2 separate regions of the Homo sapiens genome follow, and region 1 is linked to region 2. A link is an interaction called in ENCODE POLR2A ChIA-PET data of the cell type or tissue named here. Cell type or tissue: HepG2. All regions are shown on one strand. Each heading gives the region's core, and the rest is flanking DNA. Links, peaks and the distances in the headings are about the cores only.

Region 1 (10,537 bases), core at 2,472-7,471, 130 kb before region 2:
GGAGCTCTGCAGCTGGCCTGACACACTGACCCTGAGTTCACCCTACCATAGACCTACAGGAACTCTTAGGAATCACCAAATCCAACCTCCATTGTACAGATGGGGAAACTGAGGTTTAGAGTGGACATCTGACACTGGAAGGTACAGTCAAGATTTCATAGTCCAATTTGTGATAGCCAGCCTCCAAGGTGTCCCCTGATGAGTCTCGTCTCCTGGTATTCACAGCCTTGAATGGTCGGTCTCCTCCCATACTGACTAGGGTTGACCCGGGTAACTAACAGGATACTGTGGAAATGACAGTATGTGACTTTCAGAGCTAGACTATGAAAGATACTGCAGTTTCCAACTTGCTGTTTTGGATCTCTTGCTCTGGGGGAAGACATCTACTGTGTTACAAAGGCACTCAAGCAGCCCTATGGAGTGGTCCACGTGGCCTCCTGCCATCAGCCCTATAAGTGAGCTTGGAAGCAAATCTTCCAGCCCAAGTCAAGCCTTCAGATGGCTGCAGCCCTAGCTGACATCCTGACTGCAACCTAATGAGAGATCCCTGAGCCAAGACCACCTAGCTAAGCTGGTCCTAAATTCTTGATCCACAGAAACTGTGTGATAACATGTGTTTAGTGTTGTTTTAGGCTGCTAAAGTTGTTTTGCAGCAATAGATAAGCAATACAAATTTCCTCTGGAAACACGTTGAGTTTGCTTGTATACTTCCAGAAATGGGCAAATTACTACCTCACAAAGCAGTCTGTTCTACCACTGGGCAGCTCAGACTATCGGTCTCCTTGAGGTTTCTTCTTTGGCCCCAGCTTTGCCCTCTGGGATTATAGGTAACACAAGCTCCCTTTGCCCTTGGTTGGCCATGCAGGGATTGCATTCTGCTATGGTCTGACTGTTCGTCCTCTCTAAAACTCATGTTGAAATTTAATTGCCATTGTGACAGTCTTGGGAGGTGGGACTTTAAAGATGTGTTTAGGTCATGAGGGCTCTGTCTCATGAATGATATTGCAGGAGTGGGTTCACCTCCTCTTTCCATTGTTTCTCTCTCTCTTTGACCTTCTGCCATGTGATGCCTTCCACCATGTTATGACATAGCAAGAAGGCCCTCGCCAGATGCCAGCACCTTGACTTGGACTTCCCAGCCTCCAGAACTGTGAGCCAATTCATTTCTGTTCATTATACATTACCCAGCCTGTGGTATTCTGTTACAGTAGCACAAAATGGACTAAGACATATCCGCTCTGGCTGTCTCTTCTTCTGCCAGCTACACAGCCTTGGGCAAATCCACCCCTCTTTCTGTCCTCTTTTCTCAGAGGACAAGGCTCTAGGTTTCTACTCATTCTGTGCTCTCTTTAAGCCATGTACTAGATTATCACAGAGTTGAGTGGCAAAGAGGAAGTAATACCAGCTACAGAATCCAACACACCCAGGCTAAAAGCCCAATTCCTCCACCATCTGTGTGAACTTTGAGTATGTTGCTTCCCCTCTCTGAGCCATTGTTAAGATGAAGGTAGTAACAGAGGGTGACTAGGAGGAGTAAATGAATTACTGTATTTAATAAAAAAAAATTTTTTTTTATGAGACAGGGTCTTGCCCTATCACCCAGGCTGGAGTTTGTGATCATAGCCACTACAGCTTGGAATTCCTGGGCTCAAGAAATCCTCCTGCCTCAGCCTCCCAAGTAGCTGGGACTACTGGCATGCACCACCATGTCCAGCTAATTTTTTAATATTTTGTAGAGACAGGGTCTCACTGTGCTGCCCAGGCTGGTCTTGAACCCCTGGGTTCAAGCAATCTTCCCATCTTGATCTCCCAAAGTGCTGGGATGACAGGCATGAGCCACTGCCTGAATTACTGTAATGATGATGATAGCAGTAGTAACAGCAACTATTTCATTCATGAGGCACATATGATCCAACAGACACTTGACACGCATTAGCCCATTTAACAGACCCAAAGTGTAGGTGAGATTATGCCTTTTCTTTTATAGAGGAGGAAACTGAGTCCAGAGAAGCAAAGTGACTTGCCCAGTTGGTAAGTGGTAGAGATGAGTTTTGAACCCCAAATGACTCTGACCAGGTTGAGGGATATCCTGAGTAACAGGTAGTTCCTTTTTGTCAGCCTATTCCCATCAGTAGAGCCCTAGCACGGAACCTGGGGCCAGGTTTGCATCTGCGCTGACTTGGGGGCCCTCCCACTGGCATGACATGTGTCTTCCTGGCCCTGCTCATTTGCAGTTGTAAATGGTTTCACAATTCATCTACTGAACACAGATGTAGCATGAACTGACACCCCCAACCCTGGCCCTGCCACTGTCTCCAGCTTTCTCTCACACCCCGCTCCTAGTCATTCACTCGGCTCCAGCCACACTGGTTTGCCAGATCCTTCAACTCACCAAGCACTTTCCTCCCTCAGGGCGTTCACATTGGCTGTACCTCTTTCTAGAATACTTTTCCCGATTCAGGTCTTGGCACAGACGTCACCTCCTCAGGGAGGCCTTCCCTGATCCTTCAGTCTACAGTGGGTGCTCCCTCTTTTTCTCTGTCACAGCAGCCTGTGTGTTTTGTAAAACTCGTCTCTGTCAAAAGCGGTCTTCATTTATGTGCTTATTGTTGCTGCCCTCTTCCCAGATTGTGAGCTCTGCCAGAGGGGAGAGACTGACCTATCTTATTCAAGGCTGTGTCCCCAACGCTAACCACGATGCTGGCACCCAGCAGCTACTGAGGGACTGTTTGTCAGATGAGTGAACATGAACTTCCTTGCTCAGCACTAGGGCACTGGGGGAGAAGCAGGAAGGGCAATGTTGCAAACCCATTCCGCAGGTGAGGACACACAGCCCGGGAGGGAAAAGCCGCCTGCCTGAGGTGACACCAGGGCTAAGCAGCAGCACGTGGCAAAGACTGGGGGCTCCCCTCTCAGCTCAGAGCCCCCTCCTCAGCCAGGACTGTCTGGACCCGCCAGGGAGGCAGCTGGATGCTAATTGATATTCTGCCCGGGACTGCTTGGAATGGAATAAAATATTTATCTGTGGCTGGAGGTTTGCAGAGGACATTTAAGATGGATCGCGTTCTCATGTGCCTATGAAATCTAATTGGATTCATTGTAGGATATTTGGTTTCTCGGAACAGGCATATCATTTTCTCAGGGAGCGGCAGCCTCTGCCGCCCAGGATTGGATGGGTGCTGTTTTGGCCTCAGGCTGCCCAATTGGCCGGGGCCAGGTTAGGTCTCTGGTTGCTGGGCGGGTGGGGGACTGGAGGAGGGGTGGTGGCAGGAGGAGTTTGACTGGCCTCTCTGTGGGATGGCCTGATTTCCTCTGAGGTTCCCAGCCACAGAAAGCCAGTTTTTCCGGCAAAGGGGGGAATTCCTCAAGAAAGCACATTGCCCCTCACCTCTGATTCCCCGCTGGCCCCCCAGCGCCCGGTGACAGCTGCCTGGTGGCCTCCAAAACATCTCGAAACTCCGCACCTGGTTTTCATCGCCATTGCCACAGCCACCCCCTCCTTCACTCCCATTCCCCTGTTCCAGGCACGTCACTGGTCTTCTGCCCCCAGATTCCCCCCACTCCAGAGTGCGAAAGATCTTCCTAAAGTATATGTTTCAAGTTCTGCCTCCCACTTTCCATACGAACAAAGGCAAGCCTCTTCCCCACCCCCAGCCTCAGTTTCCCCATCAGAAAGGAAGGAGTTGGGCTGCAATGTTCCCAACCCCATCCAACCCCCTCAGACCCCAAATGCCATTTTTATAGAAAATATTTTGTAATGTCCCCTTTTATTCTCCTGAAATAAAATTCATAGATCATATTACCTACCTACACACGTAATTTAAAAACATACAATGCCCTAACTGAAATATAAAGGAGAAGTGAAAGGAAAGTAATTTATAATACGACTCATATTGTAAAGCACAATGCTGGGACACAACTCGTCAAGAAGGCGTAATGAAGGAATCAGATGCCAGCACCTACCCACAGAATCTGTGACAGTTACAAATGCAGACAGAGAAAGATGTGCTGTTGAATCAGCTGCTCAAATATCGCTGGTACCACAAGCTAGAGGGGATGATCCTTCCAAAATGGTGACCAACTCTTGGTAAAATTCTGAACCAACAGAAGAAGCACATCCTTTCTTTGGCATTCATGACAGTTACATTCCTGGTATATTAAAACTGGGTAAAAAGGTACTTCAAGCTTGTATACAAAATATAGTGAGGGTCCAGGATCAGGGAGTTACAAACAGGTTTTTTGTTTGTTTGTTTCAGTTTCGTTATTTTTGCCTACAGGAATGGCTGGCAGGACATTTGAAAGTCACATGGAACGCAGCTGGGACAATTCTTCATTGTGAAAGTTTGGCCTGAATGTTACCAGTTTCCTGCCCTCTAAAAGCTAGTAGCCCCTGCTCAGTTACTGTGGTAACAAAAATAGCCCCTGGGAGGCGCTGCTGTGCCCTTGAGAGCCTCGGGACTACAGCCTGACTAGCAGATTCAGAGCTCACCACCAGCTGTATTTCCTACACCTGTGGCAGACATAACTAATGGAAACCTCACGTTCTCATTGATGGGATAAGGCCTGGAATCCTCGAATCTGCACTCTATGCAACCCACTGGAATTAGCTCATGAGCTGAAACTTGGCTCAAAGTTGAAACTCATTCAACTCTTACAAATACTTACAGAATTTGACAGAGCTAACTGAAGGGTCTGCGAGGTTCTTTAGCTTCACTTTCAAGGCTCCAGGCTTCCCTGCCCCTCCCCAGCTCAAGGCCCACCCATAGCTCCCCAGTGCTGGCAGCAGGCAGTTCTGTCCCTTGGCTGGCCATTCCCAGCTCTCTCTGGGTTGGTCCAACAATGACAGACACAGGCAGAGCACTTCAGAGATTGCAAAGCAGGCATGATCTTATTTTTTCTTACACAGAATGTGAGGCAGGCAGAGCAAGGGCATGGGTCTCATTTTATAGATAAGGAAACCAAGGCTCTTCGGGTGGAAGTGACTTGCCCAAGGCCACAGAGCTAGGAAGTAGTCAGCACTGGAACCCAATTCTCTTGAATGTAAAGCCCTCATCTTGTCCAGCCTGTGCTTTTTATGTTTTTGTTTTTGTTTTCTTGGTTGTTGTTGTTTGTTTGTTTTTTGAGACAGAGTCTCACTCTGTTGCTCAGGCTAGAGTGCAACCTCCAGCAACCTCCTGGCTCACTGCAACTCCGCCTCCTGGGTTCAAGAAATTCTTGTGCCTCAGGCTCCCAGGTAGCTGGGATTACAGATATGCACCACCATGCCTAGCTAATTTTTGTATTTTTGGTAGACACAGGGTTTTGCCTTGTTGCCCAGACTGGTCTTGAACTGCTGACCTCAAGTGATCCACCCGCCTCAGCCTCCCAAAGTGCTGGGATTACAGGTGTGAGCCACCGCGCCTGGCCAGCCTTGCTGTGTATTAGGTAATCCAAGCTCCAGTCACAGCCAGCCACACGTTATTCTCCAGCAACTCCCATCATACCCAGGAACCACAGCATAGTGGCTGAGAATGTGGGAGCCAGAGTCAGACTGTATCTGGCTGACTTCCAATCCTGACTCTACCATTTGGAGCTGTGTGACCTTGGGCAGGTTACTCAACCTCTCTGGTTTCCATTTCCTCATCTATAAATGGAGATAATGGTATCTATCTCACAGAGCTGTTAAAGGGGGTTAAACGAGGCAATCACATAGAACATTCAGCATAGTGCCTAGCAAGCAATAAGAGCTTAATGGATCTTGGCTGGTATTATTGCTTCCACAGCTCCTGCCACCTGATGTACTCTTCTCTACGGCTGTGTTAGTAATATCTTCTCTCATAAACATCACTCCTTTGACCCTGCCACCTCCACCAGACTGATCTTACCTCACCCTGATTCCTAGCAAATTTTATCAGTGTTTCCATTTTTGCCAAGAGTTACTCCATACCTCCATGCCTTTGCCCATGCTGTTCCCTCTGGGTGGAATGCTTTTCCCATCTTGTCTCCTAGCCTAACACTTACATCTTTAAGTAGTAACTCCTCCAGAAGGCCTTCCCTGAGACACACAGACCGGATCAGGAATCTCCTCTTGGGTCCGACAGCCCTTGGTTCTCTCTAACACACCAGAATTGTCACTGGACATCAAGAACAGAGAAAAGTTTGAACCCCAAAATTAGCAAATACGTGTTTTTTCAAACACATATGTAACATTTACAAAAATTGGCAAAGTTTTTTTGTCGCCCAGGCTGGAGTGCAATGGCACAATCTCAGCTCACCGCAACCTCTGCCTCCCAGGTTCAAGCGATTCTCTTGCCTCAGCCTCCTGAGTAGCTGGGATTACAGGCGCCCGCCACCACATCTGGCTAATTTTTGTATTTTAGTAGAGACAGGGTTTCACCATGTTGGCCAGGCTAGTCTCGAACTCCTGACCTCAGGTGATCCACCCACCTCATCCTCCCAAAGTGCTGGGATTACAGGCGTAAGCCACCATGCCTGGCCTAATTTGCCAAGTTTTAAGCTGCAAAGCCAATCTCAACGAATACCAAAGAAACAATGCAGTAACAAAAGATAACTGAAAATTACCCATACGTTTGAAATTTAAAAAACATCTATTTCTAAATAACTCGTGGGCTGAGGAAGAAACCAAAAGGAAAATGAGAAAAGACTTAGAAATGAATGATAATGACAATACAATATATCAAAATTTGAGGGATGCAGCTAAAGTTGTATCTAGAGACGTATAGTCTTCAGTGTTTATATTAAAAAAAGAAAAGAAAAAAACAAACTGAAAAGCAATATGATAAACAACTCCAAAAGTTAGAAAAGAAACACCAAAATAAATCCAAAGAAGGGAGAAGGGTGGGAGTGCCTGCCAATTTCCACATATGCCTCCCTTATGGCACTGGGGAGTATCTTTGGGTCCTGCAGGCTGGCCAGGGCGTGACACGGAAGGGCTGTTAGTGAATGTCAGTTGAATGCATGCTCTGGATAGAATAGCTTTGGTTTCTCGCTATTTCGTTTCTGTGTCAGTGTTTCTCAAGTTGGGTTCCCAGAACCCCTGAATTAGGACTCACCCAAGTCTAAATGGAGTGAGACCCCAGAACTTACATTTTCTAACAAGCTCTCAGGCGAGTCCATGTGTACTGATCCTTACTCCATGGCAAGGGAGTACAGGGCTGCCTCAGGGAAACTTACAAGGTCAGGCGTGTCTGTTAAGGGAACCCGCCCTTCCCCTTAGGGACCTTCTTCCCCACTGATGTTTTTGTTACCAGCTCCATACCACTTAGAGATAATCATGTCTCAAATCTAAGCCTCAGTTTACCTGCCTGGAATATGGGAATAAAGATGGTTCTTCCTCTGCAGCTTCAGGTGCCTCAAGGTTTTTCTTCCCAGAAACTCCTCCCTGGGGCACAGGTCAACTTCCTGTTCCATGGTGGGTTGTCACTCTTTAAAAGGGCACAGCTCTCAAAAACCACTCTCCCTCTTCTGAATCATTTGAATGCAACCGCCCTGAGAGGGCAGGCAGGGCTCGTTATGGTTCGTGTTTTATGGATGGAGAAACTGAGGCTAAGTAGGGCTGCCTTCAGGGTGAGAAGTCTTCAATAGGCCCCTGGAATCACCCCAGAGGAAGATCAAAAGTTCCATCTATCCCTCATGGTATGTGTATGTGGTATGTGTGTGGTGTGTGTGTGTGTGGTGTGTGCGTGTATGTGTTTGTGTCTGTGGTGTGTATGCGTGCGTGTGTGTGTCTGGTGTGTGTATGTGGTGTGTGTATGTGTGTGTCTGTGGTGTGTGTGTGCGTGTGTGTGCACGTGTATGTATGTGGTGTGTGTGTATGGTGTGCATGTGTGTGGTGTGTGTGATGTGTATGTGTGTGTGTGCATGTGATGTGTGTGTGTGGGTGTGTGTATGTGGTGTGTGTGTGTGTATGTGGTGTGTGTATGTGGCATGTGTGTATGTGGGGTGTGTGTATGTGCGTGTGGTATGTGTGTGTGTGTGTGCGTGTGTGTGTGTGTGCTGGGTTCTGGGTGAGGGGTTTGGGATGATCATCCTCTTAGATGTGGGAACACCAGATCTGGAAGAGGTCTCAAGCCGGTCAAGTAACCCCACTCACTGCACTTCTGCGGTGCTGAGGGGCAGATGCTGGCCCAAGGTCACCCAGTAGGAGGATGTCAACCTCGGACTAGACCTTGGGGCTCCAGCCTTTCCGGAGGTGGTGCTTCCCTCCTCAGTGGACGAGAGTCCCCACTGCCATGATGTTGTTTCAATGGGCCTCCCAAGATTGCTGTGTGTGCAGGTGGGCTCCTCAGAGCTGGTGTGGCCTTGGAAGCTGGGACCAGGCAGGCCTGGGCCTCAATCTAATCAGCCCAGCCAGTCTCAGGGACCTCTGGGACTTCTTAAAGCCTCATGCCTTTATCCAGAAAATGAGACGAGTAATAACTGCATCTCTCTCATGGACTTGATGGTGAGGGCCATAAGCGATCAAATATGTGTGACCATCCAGCACAGAGACTAATGTTTGCCACACCCCTGCTCTGAGCATGGTCGAGAATGGCAGTGCTGGCCAGGTCCGGGACTTTGGGAGGCCGAGGCGGGCGGATCACCTGAGGTCAGGAGTTTGAGACCAGCCGGGTCAACATGGTGAAATCCTGTCTCTACTAAAAATATAAATATTAGCCAGGTGTGGTGGCATGTGCCTATAATCCCAGCTACTCAGGAGGCTGAGGCAGGAGAATCACTTGAACCTGGGAGGCGGAGGTTGCAGTGAGCCAAGATTGCGCCACTGCACTCCAGCCTGGGTGACAGAGCAAGACTCCATCTCAATAATAATAATAAAAAAAAGGCAGTGCTGACTGTGATAACTACATTGCTGACCGCTGAGGGCCAGGCTCTGGGCTAAGTGCTTTAGGTTCACGCATTCATTGAACACATATTTGGATACTGAGCTCCTACTATGTGCCAGGCACTCAAAGCTCTCGGATACAGCAGCAAAGAAGACAGTCCTTGCCCCCATAGAGCCTACATTCTAGCTGGGGAGACAGGTAACAGGTAAATGAATATATAATATAATGTCATGCAACAATACCTTCTTGGAAGCCAATTAGAGAAGGTAAAGAAGAATGCAGTGTGATAGGGTCAGGAAAGTCTTTCTGCAAAAGCAATATTTGGGCAGAAGTGACGGGTGGGTCTTGTGGATGCCTGGGGAAAGGGCATTCCTGGTAGAGGAATGGTGAATGTGGAATGGAGGTGCAGCTGGTGTGTGTGTGTTGGGTGAAGGGACTGGTGCAAGGAGGCTGGTGTGGCTGGAGCAGAGAGAACGACGGGGAGGCTAAAAGAGGAGGGGGCAGCTCTAGGGAGGGTCCTGGAGGGCCACAGCAGAGCCTCTGAATCCCCCAGTGAGGCATTTTTATCCCCAGGTTGCACAATCTGGGTGGAGGAGTCAGGTGCCCGCCCAGGCAGTGGCATGCTAGGGCCCTCTCTTTCCACGTGGCCTCCACAAGCACTGCTGGAACCTGGAGCCCATCCTGAATGAGAGGTGTGTCTTAGGGAGAGGCCCCTGAACCCTGAGCTTCCAGAAGCCAGAGCCTGTGAACGTGGGAGGCAAGGCAGGTCGAATCTGGGTCATGGAGAGGCTGGGAGAGGGACCGGAAAGGGTGGCAGAGGCAGCCACCTGGGGCTGGGTGGGTGGGAGCAGCCTCTCCATGGCGACAGCGTGGGGAAGCACCGCTGGAATTACTCACGGAGGCTCGTGCGCACACGTGCATGTACCCAGGGCCACGTGCACACACACGCACCACAGCCCACACAGCCCCGGCTCACTGCAGAAGCCACTTAATGACTGACGTCATGCCCCGGGGGAGATGGGGACCATGGAGTCCGTCTTAGGAGTAAGGAAGGGGGCAGCACCCAGTGGGGCCAGGGCTCCTGGGTACTCCCTGCAGCTCACACCCCCACAGGGCAGAGTCGCAGGGCAGAGTCGCAGGGCAGTGGCCCAAGCACCCATCCAGCCAGCGCTTCCTCAGGCCCTGTTCTGTGATAGGCCCCAGCCAGGGTGTCAGGGAAGGGAGATCATAAACATCTAACCACACGGGCGGATAACGGTGACAGCAGCCCCTGGAGCCTGGGAGATGGGGTAGATGGGCTGAGGAGAGCACTTCACACGGACAAAGTGAGGTCTGACCTAAAGTCTGAAGGATGAGTAGGAATTGACAGGATGATATGTGTGTGTATGTGAAAGAGAGGGAGAGAGAGAATTTTCCAGGCACAGGGGACAGCATGTGCAAAGGCCTTGAGGCTGGAAAAAGATTCACAGGTTCTGAGAAATAGAAGGCAGGCCAGTGCGGCATGGAGGAGGGAGGGGGCACCCTGTGAAGGCCACCTCCCTGTGTGTACAGCAGGGCCTGGGGCGCATTCTGTGGGCAGGCGAGGGATGAGTCCCTGAGCCCCCTCCTCAGCTGCCTCAGGGCTGGCCGAGACACAGGCTAGGGTTGGAACGCACACACTCCCTGTGTGACTTTGGGCAGGTCACCTCCCTCTCTGAGCCTCAGTTCCTCATCTG
Region 2 (10,537 bases), core at 2,452-7,451:
TTCCCCAGCAAGCTGGAATGTGACCCCTGTGTGCACACACACATGTGAGGGACAGAGGTAAGGCCCTTCTGGCTCCCACCTTGGGGGATGGCTGATGTAAGTTGGGACCCCCTCACCTGGGGCTCAGGAATCTCCCAGCCTCCACCTGGCTGACCTCTCCCAACCTGCGTTCCCATCACCAGCCTTTGCCTTTGCTGTCCCTTAGACCCCAAATATCCATCTTACTCCATCCAATCTTGTTACAGCCACATTTTCAAGGTTCGGCCTAAATGCTGCCTCCTACAGGAAACCTTCCCTGATGCCCAGCTGCGATGATTTCCTCCCCTTCTGAACCCCCAGGCAATTGATCTGGCCTCATCTGAAGGCCCTGACCACTCCGTAGCCTGGACTCACCTCTCTGATGGGATGTAGTCCCCCTGAGGACAGGGCGATGTCCCCAGAGCCCAGCATGGGCTTGGCAACAGTAAAATAACAGAATGAATAATTGAAGGGAGTGATCAACCTAGAAGTTCCCAAGGGCCAGAAGAACCTGGAGTCTAGAGCCCTGCCTCCTTCCAGAGCCCCAGCCTCCCTGCTGGCCCCTGGTGGGGGCTGCACACCCTGGACGATCCCAGGGGCCCTTCCTGAGAGACCAGACTGCATCCTCTGGTCCCTCCTGCCTTTTGGGAACTGCCCTCCTGACCCTCACTTGAGGGGAGGAGCTCGTATCACAGTCAGCAAAGGCTGGACAGAAATAGCCCACAGCCTCATCACCAGAGGAGACTCATGCCCCAGCCCACCACCCCGTTTCTCCAGGAACCAGAGCCACGATGAACCACTGCTCAGCAGGAACGACAATGACAACAGGGAGCTACACTGAATACCCACTGTGATCATTTATGTGTATTCTCTTAATCTTCCAGTGACCCAGGGCAGGGGACATTATTTTCCCCTTTTGCAGATGAGTAAACTGAGAAGTGAAGTGATTTTATCAGCAATGGCAGAGAAAGATGTTAGCACAGTTTGGCTCCAGAGCCTCCACCTAGGGACACCCCCCACCCCCTACCCACAGGTGCTGTACCCTACAACCGCTCTCTGGCTGCAGCCTGGGCCCTTGACCTCTGACCCCCGGTTGCCCTTGCAGCAGGTGGGACCCGGGGACCAGGCAGCGCACTGCCCACTATTGCCCGGCATTCTGGGGGCGGCATGAATGAACCGACTCATGAATATGCAGGCAGGCCGGGCTGCGGAGCGCTCTCAGCTAAATCTGATCACAATGCGGGATAAATTAAGCGGCAGGATAAATGCATTAAAAATAACGGTCGGAGGAACAGGCTGTTCAAGGAGGGGTCTGGGGAGGAGGGGAGAGGCACAGTGGGGGAAGTTCCACCAGGCACTGCCAGCCGCTCCCAAACAGCCCCAAATGAAGTTCCCTTCCGTGGGGGAGGACCCTCTCCCCATCTCCACCCTCCCCTGGTTCCTATGGAAACGCAGAGCAAGTTTAGGAGGGAAAATGCCTAGAGATGAGGGAAATGGGGAGGGACTAAGAATAGCAGCTGGGCTGGGGCTGGGGCTGGGGACAGGTGCAGACAGGGTCTCTTTCCTGACACGGGTGAGGAGAGGACCTGGGCCAGGCCAGGCTCCCCACACCCCCGCAGGCTTCCAGTAGCATCAGGAGAGGGGCAGTGGGGGAGAGAACCACGTTCTGCCAGCCCCAGGGTCGAATACAGATGGTGTCCCTGGGTAATGGCAGCAATAATAACAGCAGCTACGTCTCCATGGAGCGTTTGTTCAGGGCCCCACAAAGGGAGGCAGGCACTGGGGAATCTCTCTTTCTACAGGCAGAGAAGTGCAGCCCAGAGGTATGCGGCGACTCGCCCAGCAACACACAGCTGGGACCGGACAGGGCAGCCTGGCTCCAGACCTCTCTCTTGACTGCTGCAGGCCCGCTGTGAGTCCCAGCACCAGCTACACAGGGCAGAGCTTGTTCAGCAAACTTTTTTATTTTTGAGATGGGGTCTCAATGTGTGGTCTCAAACTTCTGGGCTCAAGTGATCCTCCTGCCTCAGCCTCCTGTGTAGCTGGGATTACAGGCATATGCCACCAAGCCTGGCCCTTGTTCAGCAAATCTTTATTGAGCAGCTACTATATTGCAGGCACTTGTGTAGGCACTGGGGCCACAGTGGGCAGGAGCGTGTTCTTACTGGATGGAGACTGGGTGGCTTCCAGACTTCCTCTCTCCAGTCCAGACAGGGGGTGGGTCGGGAGCTCAGACCAAGGAAAGAAAGGTTCTGGGAAGCCGAGGATGGCTTCTCAGAGCTTGGAGGACAGAAAGCCTGATTAGACTTTAGCTGGGTGGGACAATCACAGGCTCCAAATCCAGCTCTGCCACCTGCTGGTTGTGAGATCTTGGGCCAGTTACTCAACCTCTGCACCTTGTTTCCTCCATCTATAAAATGGGGATGATGACGGCACCCACCTCCTATGACCATAAGTAAGGTACCAGCTCGACAGTTCCAGGCGCATACTGATCGCACTTAAATGTCAACTCATCACAGTATTTTGTGTTTTTTGTTTTTTTTGTTTGCTTGTTTGTTTGAGATGGAATCTCGTTCTGTCTCCCAGGCTGGAGGGCAGTGGCACGATCTCGGCTCACTGCAACCTCTGCCTCCCGGGTTCAAGTGATTCTCCTACCTCAGTCTCCTGTGGAGCTGGGATTACAGGAGTGCGCCACCATGCCTGGCTAATTTTCGTATTTTTTATAGAGACGGAGTTTTGCCATGTTGGCCAAGCTGGTCTCGAACTCCTGACCTCAGTGATCCGCCCATCTCAGCCTCCCACAGTGCTGGGATTACAGGTGTGAGCCACCATGCCCGGCCAGCTCTTCACAGTTTTATGATATTACTGTTCAGGCAAGAGCCCTGCTCTCCACTCCACCCAACCCCCACCTGAAGGAGCCAAGGGTGTGCTTCTATTCTTTCTCCAAGACCCCCGACCTCAGGCTCCCAGAAGCTGTCCCCTGGGTGAAAGGGGGTGGCCTACAGGCTCACAGGTCATTGCCCACCCAGCCTCCCCCAGTCACATCTGGGTGCTGGGTGGGTGTTTGTGAACGAAGCACACCATGGCCCACCCATCTCTCCTCCGTTCCCAGCAGGCCCAGAGTGCAGAGGTGGGGAAGGAAAGAGAGGAGAGGCCACGGAGAGGTGAATCCCACCTGAATCAAGTGACAAAAAGGGAACTGGGGAGGGGGAGGGTGATGAACAGAGAGACTTTGCTCAAAGAGATGTCTCCTCGGCAGCTGCCCATAGTGTCGAAGCACATGGCCTGGGCACTGTGCTGCACTGGGTTTGCACAGGACAGCCCTGATGCTTTCCCTCATCTCACAAGGATGGGCTCACTTGTGCTCTAGAGGGGATTAATAAATACGGGAATTCAATGCCAGGCAAGAGTGGAAAGAAGCTGAAATGGCTGAACCTAATGTGGGACCCTCCTCTCTTAGCTGGCGCCCAGACCTGCATGGCTGTCTTGTTGTCAGACGTGCCTGCACGCACTTTTTAGAACCGGGATTGTGGTCCTGAGCTGCCTGAAAACCTGCTCTCCCAGCTTGAAGGTCTGTTGCAGCCTCTTACTATTATTGTTATTTTAATTTTTGAGACTTGGTCTCTGTCACCCAGGCTGGAGTGCAGTGGCGCGATCACGGCTCATTGCAACCTTTAACTCCAGGCTCAAGCGATCCTCCCACTTCAGTCTCCCGAGTAGCTGGAACTACAGGCACGCACCACCACACCCAGCTAATTTTTTAAAATTTTTTTGTAGAGACAGGGTCTCACTGTGTTGCCTAAGCTGGTCTCAAACTCCTGGCCTCAGGCAATCCGCCTGCCTTGGCCTCCCAAAGTGCTGGGATTACAGACCTGAGCCACCTAGCCTGGCTTGCAGCCACTGCTGAGCTGACCACAGGGAAGGTCTTCACTTAAACCTGTGCTGGTCAATCAGGAGACCTGGATGGCATGGCTTCCTCTTTTGGGTGGTGGCCTCTCCTCCCTTCTCTGTTTCTTCCTTTCTCTCTCCCTCCCTCGCCCGTTCCCTCCCTCTCTTTCTGGTTAGTTCTCAGCTCACCTTTTCCTCAGATGGATCTTTCCTTTCCCAACTCTGAATGGAGTGAGATCGCAGAGAGCAGAGCAGCGCAGTGAAGGATGGAGAGAGACAAGACGGTGTCCAGGCCGGCCTGGCCGTCAGCACCCTCGGAAGCTCTGGGCAGGCCCTCCCTGTCCTTCTGCGGGCTTGTTCTCCTTGTTGCCTTCTGCAGGCTCCAGGCCCTTCCTGCTCTGGGCCTTGTCCTGTGGGTTGGCCCCGCATTCTGTCCTCTCCAGGCTGACCCTCCATGCACCTCTGAGACCCACCGCCCGGGCTCACACCTGCCCAGTCTCGAGGCTGCCTGCCCTGGCTGCATCTCTCCCCTCCTCAGAACAATGAGGACTTTGTAACACGTCACATTCATTCTCCCTCTGTGCATGGTCTCAGGTGAGTGGGATCTGGAGACAGGAAGAGGGCACGTGAGGTATCGGGTATGCAGGAAGTAGGCTGGAGAGAGCCAGCAGGAACCAGCTTGTGTGCTCCTGGCTTCCGGGGGGGCTAATTTTGATCCCGGCTTCCTGGGCACAGAGGAGGCTTCCTGGGCAAAGGCCCCATTCAAGGCCAAGGCCTTTCTCTAAGCAATCAGCCTGGAAAGCAGGAAATGCAGCACAAGCTCCTGCCTGGTTCTACAGATTCTGGGCCCTTCCCGTAGACGTCTGTGGAACTCGGTGGAGCCTGCGTGCTGGTTTGCTGTTTAGACTTCCAGTCAGAAACGATGTGATATCAACAGCAAAAACAAACAAAAAACAAAAACCAACCAACAAACAACAACAAAAACCCTTGACCCAGCAATTCTACTACCACAGAGCCTACGAACGCATATGGACAAGAAGCAAAGCTGCTTTTCCAAGCATGTTCATTACAGAGCTATTTATACTGGAGCAAAACCAGAAACCTAGTTCCCCAAAACAGGAGAGTGGTTATACCAAGGTATAAACACAGAATGAAATATGCTGTGGCAGATAAAAGTGATGCCGTGGGCCGGGTGTGGCGACTCACGCCTGTAATCCCAACATTTTGAGAGGCCAAAGTGGGAGGATTGCTTGAGGCTAGGAGTTCAAGACCAGCCTGGGCAACATAGAAAGACTTTATCCCTACAATTTTTTTTGTTGTTGTTAATTAGCCGGGTGTGATGATATCTTCCTGTAGTCCCAGCTACTCTGGAGGCTGAGGTGGGTGGATCGTATGAGCCCAGGAGTTCAAGGCTGCAGCGAGCTATGATTAAGTCACTGCACTTCAGTCTGGGTGACACAGCGAGACTCTGTCTCTAAAAAAAAAAAAAAAAAAGAAAGAAAGTGACACTGTGAATGTAAATTTATGTATTGACATGAACAAATGATCAGTTTTGGCCAGGTGCGGTGACTCACGCCTGTAATCCCAGCACTTTGGGAGGCCGAAGTGGGTGGAAAACAAGATCAGGAGATCGAGACCATCCTGGCTAGCACGGTGAAACCCCGTCTCTACTAAAAATACAAAAAATTAGCGGAGCCTGATGGCGGGTCCCTGTAGTCCCAGCTACTCAGGAGGCTGAGGCAGGAGAATGGCATGAACCCATGAGGCGGAGGTTGCAGTGAGCCGAGATTGCGCCACTGCACTCTGGCCTGAGCGACAGAGCGAGACTCTGTCTCAAAAAAAAAAAAAAAAAAAAAGAAAGAAACAAATGATCAGTTTTACAAAACAGCCTGTATAGTATAATCCCATTATATGCGTGCACACACATACAAAAAAGTCTAGATGCTTTCCAGCAAAATTCTTAACCATATCTTGGTAGTAAGATTTGGGGAAAGTTATGATTTTTTTCTCTTATTTTTCTTTATCTATATTTTCTAATTTTTATTTATTACCTAATTATTACACATTCATTATAGGAAGGGAGGATAGTATTATAATTTTGCATTTTATCTTTTTAAAAAAGTATAAACCCTTTGGCCAGTAATTCCAATTCCAGGAAGGTGTCCTAAGGAAATAACTAGGTTGATTACAAAGAGGTAACTACAAGAATAAACCATGTACTGTTTCTCACAGGGGAGAAATGGACACAAGCTAAAACGCTGGGCATTGGGGATTGGTTGAGCAAAGCGTGGTGTAGTCATATGCAAGGTGCCATGCAGCCACTAAAAATCATGCTGTGGAAGTGCAAATGTTGACTAGAAAGATGCTTGTGAATATATGATTGGAAGAAAAGAACAGGACTTAGAACATTATGTACTGAATCAGCCCCTCTGTCTGTAATATGTGCTGAGTCCTAAGACTGAAAGGATATATGCTTAATTGTTAATAGTTGTTTCATTTAGAGGAGCTGATTACAGGTGATCTTAATTTTCTTCTTTATACTTTCCTGATTATTTGATGATACATATGTATTATTACATAATTTTAAAAATTAATTCTTTAAGAAGGAAAAATAACCTATTCCAAGAGGTCAGGCAGTGAGAGGTGAAAGCTGGGCCCCCTGGTCCTGGCAGCTGGGGGCCATGGAAGCACCTAAGGAGGGGGTTGGGGTTGGGGGCAGCTGGTCCAACACCAATGTGGCGTCTGTCTGCACCTGCACTGGCTAAGGAAGCCCCCCCCCCGCCCCCCCCCCCCACCAGCTCCCTGCAGGCCTGCTCTCTGCCATTCATCCTCTGGAATTAGCTTGCAGAGACCATTTTAGGAAGCCCGTGGGCGGCTGGAAGCAGCTTGTGAGCAGAGCTGGAACCGGCTGAGAGCTGCAGAGAGAGAGAGTGCCCAGAGGAAGACAGGCAGAAAATAAGGGGAAGCCAGCACCTTTTTCCCATTTTTCTTTTTGGTTTGATTTTTCGAAAACAGTTCTCCAGAAAATCCTCACTTTGGCCCAAATGTTTCTTCTTCTGCCTTCCTTCCTCCAGGCCTCCATAGAGGGGCTGAATCTAAACTTGCTATGAAGCCGGGACCAGGGGTCTGGTCTCAACACTTCCACTAACTCACTGTGCAACCATGCTCAGTGGCTCACCCTCTCTGGGCCTCAGTTCCCAATTTCTGTCCAACTGGTCTGGAATGGACTCAAAGTTCTTTGAGGCTCCATGCTTCTGGGATTCCGTTTTAGGAGCAAGACAGCTGGACTAGATGTCTCCAAGGCCTCTGTACAGCTCTGACATTCGAGATTTGTGCTTCAAGATCTTTGAGAGTCTAAAACACACTGGCAAGAGCCTCTGTTTTTTGCAGCTGTGGTCTGGAATGCCATGGTATTAAATTGCGAATATTCCAGTCTAAGTTCTAGCTGAGTGGCTGCTTATTGTTTAAGACTACCTAGCTGAGCCCTACCTTTGCCAGGGGAATGGGGTTCTCTTTGCCAGTCTGGACATGGAGGCTTACATCCTGGGTCCCCACAAGTAAAGTTCAGACCCCAGGTAGCCCCTTGAAGTAGACATGAAAATAATAGCTCACGAATATGGTGCACTCACCAAATGCCAGGCTGCAATGGGTGAGTGGCCATTTGCCAATGGAGCCCCCGCCCTGGGGTGACAGAAACAGTCTCTGTTTACTGAACGTCTAGGATATTCCAGGCCTGGGGGCTACAGAGATCATAGGACTCAGGGGGTTGGCACTATGTTATGCCTGTTTTCCAGATGAGGACGCTGAAGCTCAGCGAGGTCCAGTGACTTGCCCAGGTCACAGAGCCAGAAGGTGGGAAAGCTGAGACCAGAGCCAGATCAGCTGACCCCAGGGCCCTGTGGAACTACTCTGTTGCCTCTGGGCAGCCCCTGGCCCTGCAGACCTCCAATGGGCGGGGCAGGCCATAGCTTCCAGATGATCAGGACTCCCACGGCAAGGAGGCTGATCCAGGGCACCCACCCGGCCGGCCTTCCTTCCCCAGCCAGGGTGGCCATGCTGGAGGTGGAGTTGGTTTGCAAGTAGGTAGGGCCTGTGTTTGTGCCCGCGTGCACGTGGGTGTCATCTGTGTGGCTCCGGGAGGGTGTGTATCTGTGTCTCCGTGTGGGCGTCTCTGCACGACGCACACGCATCTGTGTGTGAGCGCTCAGATGTGGGTGCTGGTTGTGTCTGCCTGTGTGTGTGCTGCCGTGTCTCTCCTGGAGCATGCGAGAGAGACAGAGTGCGATCCGTGGAGCCTGTGGGAGGGGAGCTGGGTGGGGACAGTTATCTGCGTGCTCCCTGCTGCCCTCCTTTGGAGCTCCATGGCCTTGGGCCCCTGAAAAGCTGCCTGCCCCCGTGGGTGTCCTGACATTTTGCCAAGTTGAACCTGCAACCCCCAGCTCCCACACCTACCCAGTGGCAGGACCCACCACCCAGGACCATTGTGGGAACCTCTTGGGCCAGATGGGGGGCTCATATCAGCCTTGGCCTTGGTCCTTGGAGGACAGGTGAAGGCCCTGCAGAAAGGCAGCTGGGTTGCAGCATCCCTGCTCCTGAGCCCAGCTGTGGGTTGCAAACAACTCGCCTTCAGCCTGGGACTCCCCTTCCTCCACCCTGAATCAGGCCTGCGAAGGCCTGTGTCTGTCTTAGGGGGTGGACTGGGAAGAAAAACCCTAGAAAGGAGATTCGTGGTCTAAGAACTGGAAGGGAACCTCACAGTCATTTAATGAGGCCGCTGTCCTAATGGATGTGTGTTAGCCCCATTGGCTGCAGGTTTTACTTCCAAATCTCTGGGAACAGAAAACTCACCTCTTAAAAAAAGCCCATTCCATTGTAGGCAGCTTTGATGGTAAGTTGTGCCTCACACTAAGGTTTTCCATCTGCCTCCCATGGCTTCACCCTATGGATCTCAGCCCTGCCTTCTGGGGGCCATAAGGCTCAACCTTGACCATTTATGCTGAGGCAGGGGGCATCAGTCCAAAGCCTTGTAGGGACCCTCAGGCTGAGAGGTAGTTTCTGAGGCCAGGTGAAGCGCTGAGAACCCTCAAAGACACAGACAGGCTGAGGTAGGGCCATTCTGCTGGGGGCCGATCTCCTGGCTGGGTAGCTGAGAGCCCCTAGGTCCCACCAGGCCAAGGATGGGGGGAGGCAGCTGACACCAAGTGTCCCATGGAAGTTTGGGGATAGCTGCCCTGGCTGGGCCTGGGTCAGGGTCTCGGGGGCAACTCTGAGCCCTGGGGAGAGTTGGGAGCCACTGCCTGAAAAGAAGGGGTGCATACGCGTGATGAATGGATGAGGGCAGGGCTGCGGCTCCACCCCCAGCACAAGATTCTGCTGGGCTGAAGGATGGCGTGAGCTAAGAGCTTGGCACACGGGTTGGGGGGTGTGGACGAGAACTGCTGTTATGATGCTGTTCATCCATCCTCCCGCTCATTCTTCTCTGTGTCAGGCCCAGGGCTGAGGGATGGTGACCTGGAAGTGAAGCCGCCCCTCACCTTCCCGACCCCCACTCCTGCCCCAGAGGATTGGGCAGGTGGGAGAGACAGACTCAGCTCTGGATGTGTCATCATAACTCAGCACGTGCCCAGAACAGTCCCAGCCCCAGAGGCACCGCAGAGTGGGCTGCAGGTATCTTTGGCTCAGTCCCCTGCTCCTGGAGGAGAGGAATGTCACCCCTACCCCTCTGGGACTGGGTGCCATAGTTTTACATTGGCATGGGGCAGAGCCAATGCCTCTGTTTTACAGAGGAGATGCCCATTTTACAGATGAAGAAACTGGGGCTCATAGACTATCAGTGACTTCCTTATTATCCTTATCATGGGCAAGGCTGGGATCTGCCACATCCCAGAATCCAAGTGTCTCCTCTACCAGCCAAAAAGGCCAACAGCAGGGTAATGTGTCCTCAGAGGACCATACTTATGGCTCAGGAAGACCTTGCACCCGGTTCCAGCAGCTCTTTCCATGAGTCACCGGGGACCCAGCTGTTTATACGGCCTCACTTGGTCTCAATTTCCTCACCTGTAACATTGGATAAGGAGGCTTCTTCTGTGCTCCTGGCCCTCCCTGGCAAGCACGCATGCCCCACCGCCCGCCCTGCCCAATCCCTGCTTCTGGAATTCGCTGGCCTCTGACACACACTTAGAAATGAGTGAGTGTGAGCAAGGCAGGGTGGCATCCTAACCACATCGAGGTAGGTCCCCTCTCCTGCCAGGTGATGGACAGAGTCCTGTGGGTTAGAACAGCTTCCTCCAGCCACAGAAAGAGTATAGTAAAGTCGAAAAGTTGCAATCCGCTGGCTTGCAAATGTGGTTTGGGTTCCCTTGCACTGTGTGTGTGTGTGTGTGTGTGTGTGTGTGTGTGTGTGTGTGTGTGTTTTAATCTGAATTTCTTTGCCAACATTTAAAAATGAGACATTTCACATAAAAGTCCAGATTTCCGGCTTCTCTTGAAAAACTGGAAGCTCTGACAAGTCTGCCTTGAATTGGTTGCCCTGGGCCGGAGCTGGGGAGCCAAGGCACACTCTCCCACAGTCCTCGCATGGGCCTCCACTCATCCATGTGTCCTGCCTGATTTTGCCCCCTCCTTGGTACAA

The links. Peaks named below come from ENCODE experiments on the same cell type or tissue, not always from the same donor. Only the 100,000 strongest peaks of a DNase experiment are listed, where the experiment ranks them.
Region 1: POLR2A ChIA-PET joins it to region 2 with 5 read pairs; 2 of 35 experiments call an interaction of 5 or more read pairs at or near these places.

What each region holds. Positions count from the first base shown.
Region 1 is chr20:36,393,780-36,404,316 of GRCh38, reverse strand. The region is part of intron 2 of DLGAP4 (DLG associated protein 4); the gene reads right to left. Among named protein-coding and RNA genes, the nearest start is that of DLGAP4, 93 kb to the right of the region's middle. In HepG2, for the core only: a CTCF peak has its summit at 4,442; a DNase peak (open chromatin) is centred at 4,436; H3K27me3 peaks cover 1,000 bases.
Region 2 is chr20:36,265,376-36,275,912 of GRCh38, reverse strand. No RefSeq gene overlaps it. Among named protein-coding and RNA genes, the nearest start is that of AAR2, 34 kb to the right of the region's middle. RefSeq lists an enhancer at 3,796-4,995. In HepG2, for the core only: no CTCF peak of the experiment used is centred there; a DNase peak (open chromatin) is centred at 4,542; H3K4me3 peaks cover 1,225 bases; H3K27me3 peaks cover 626 bases.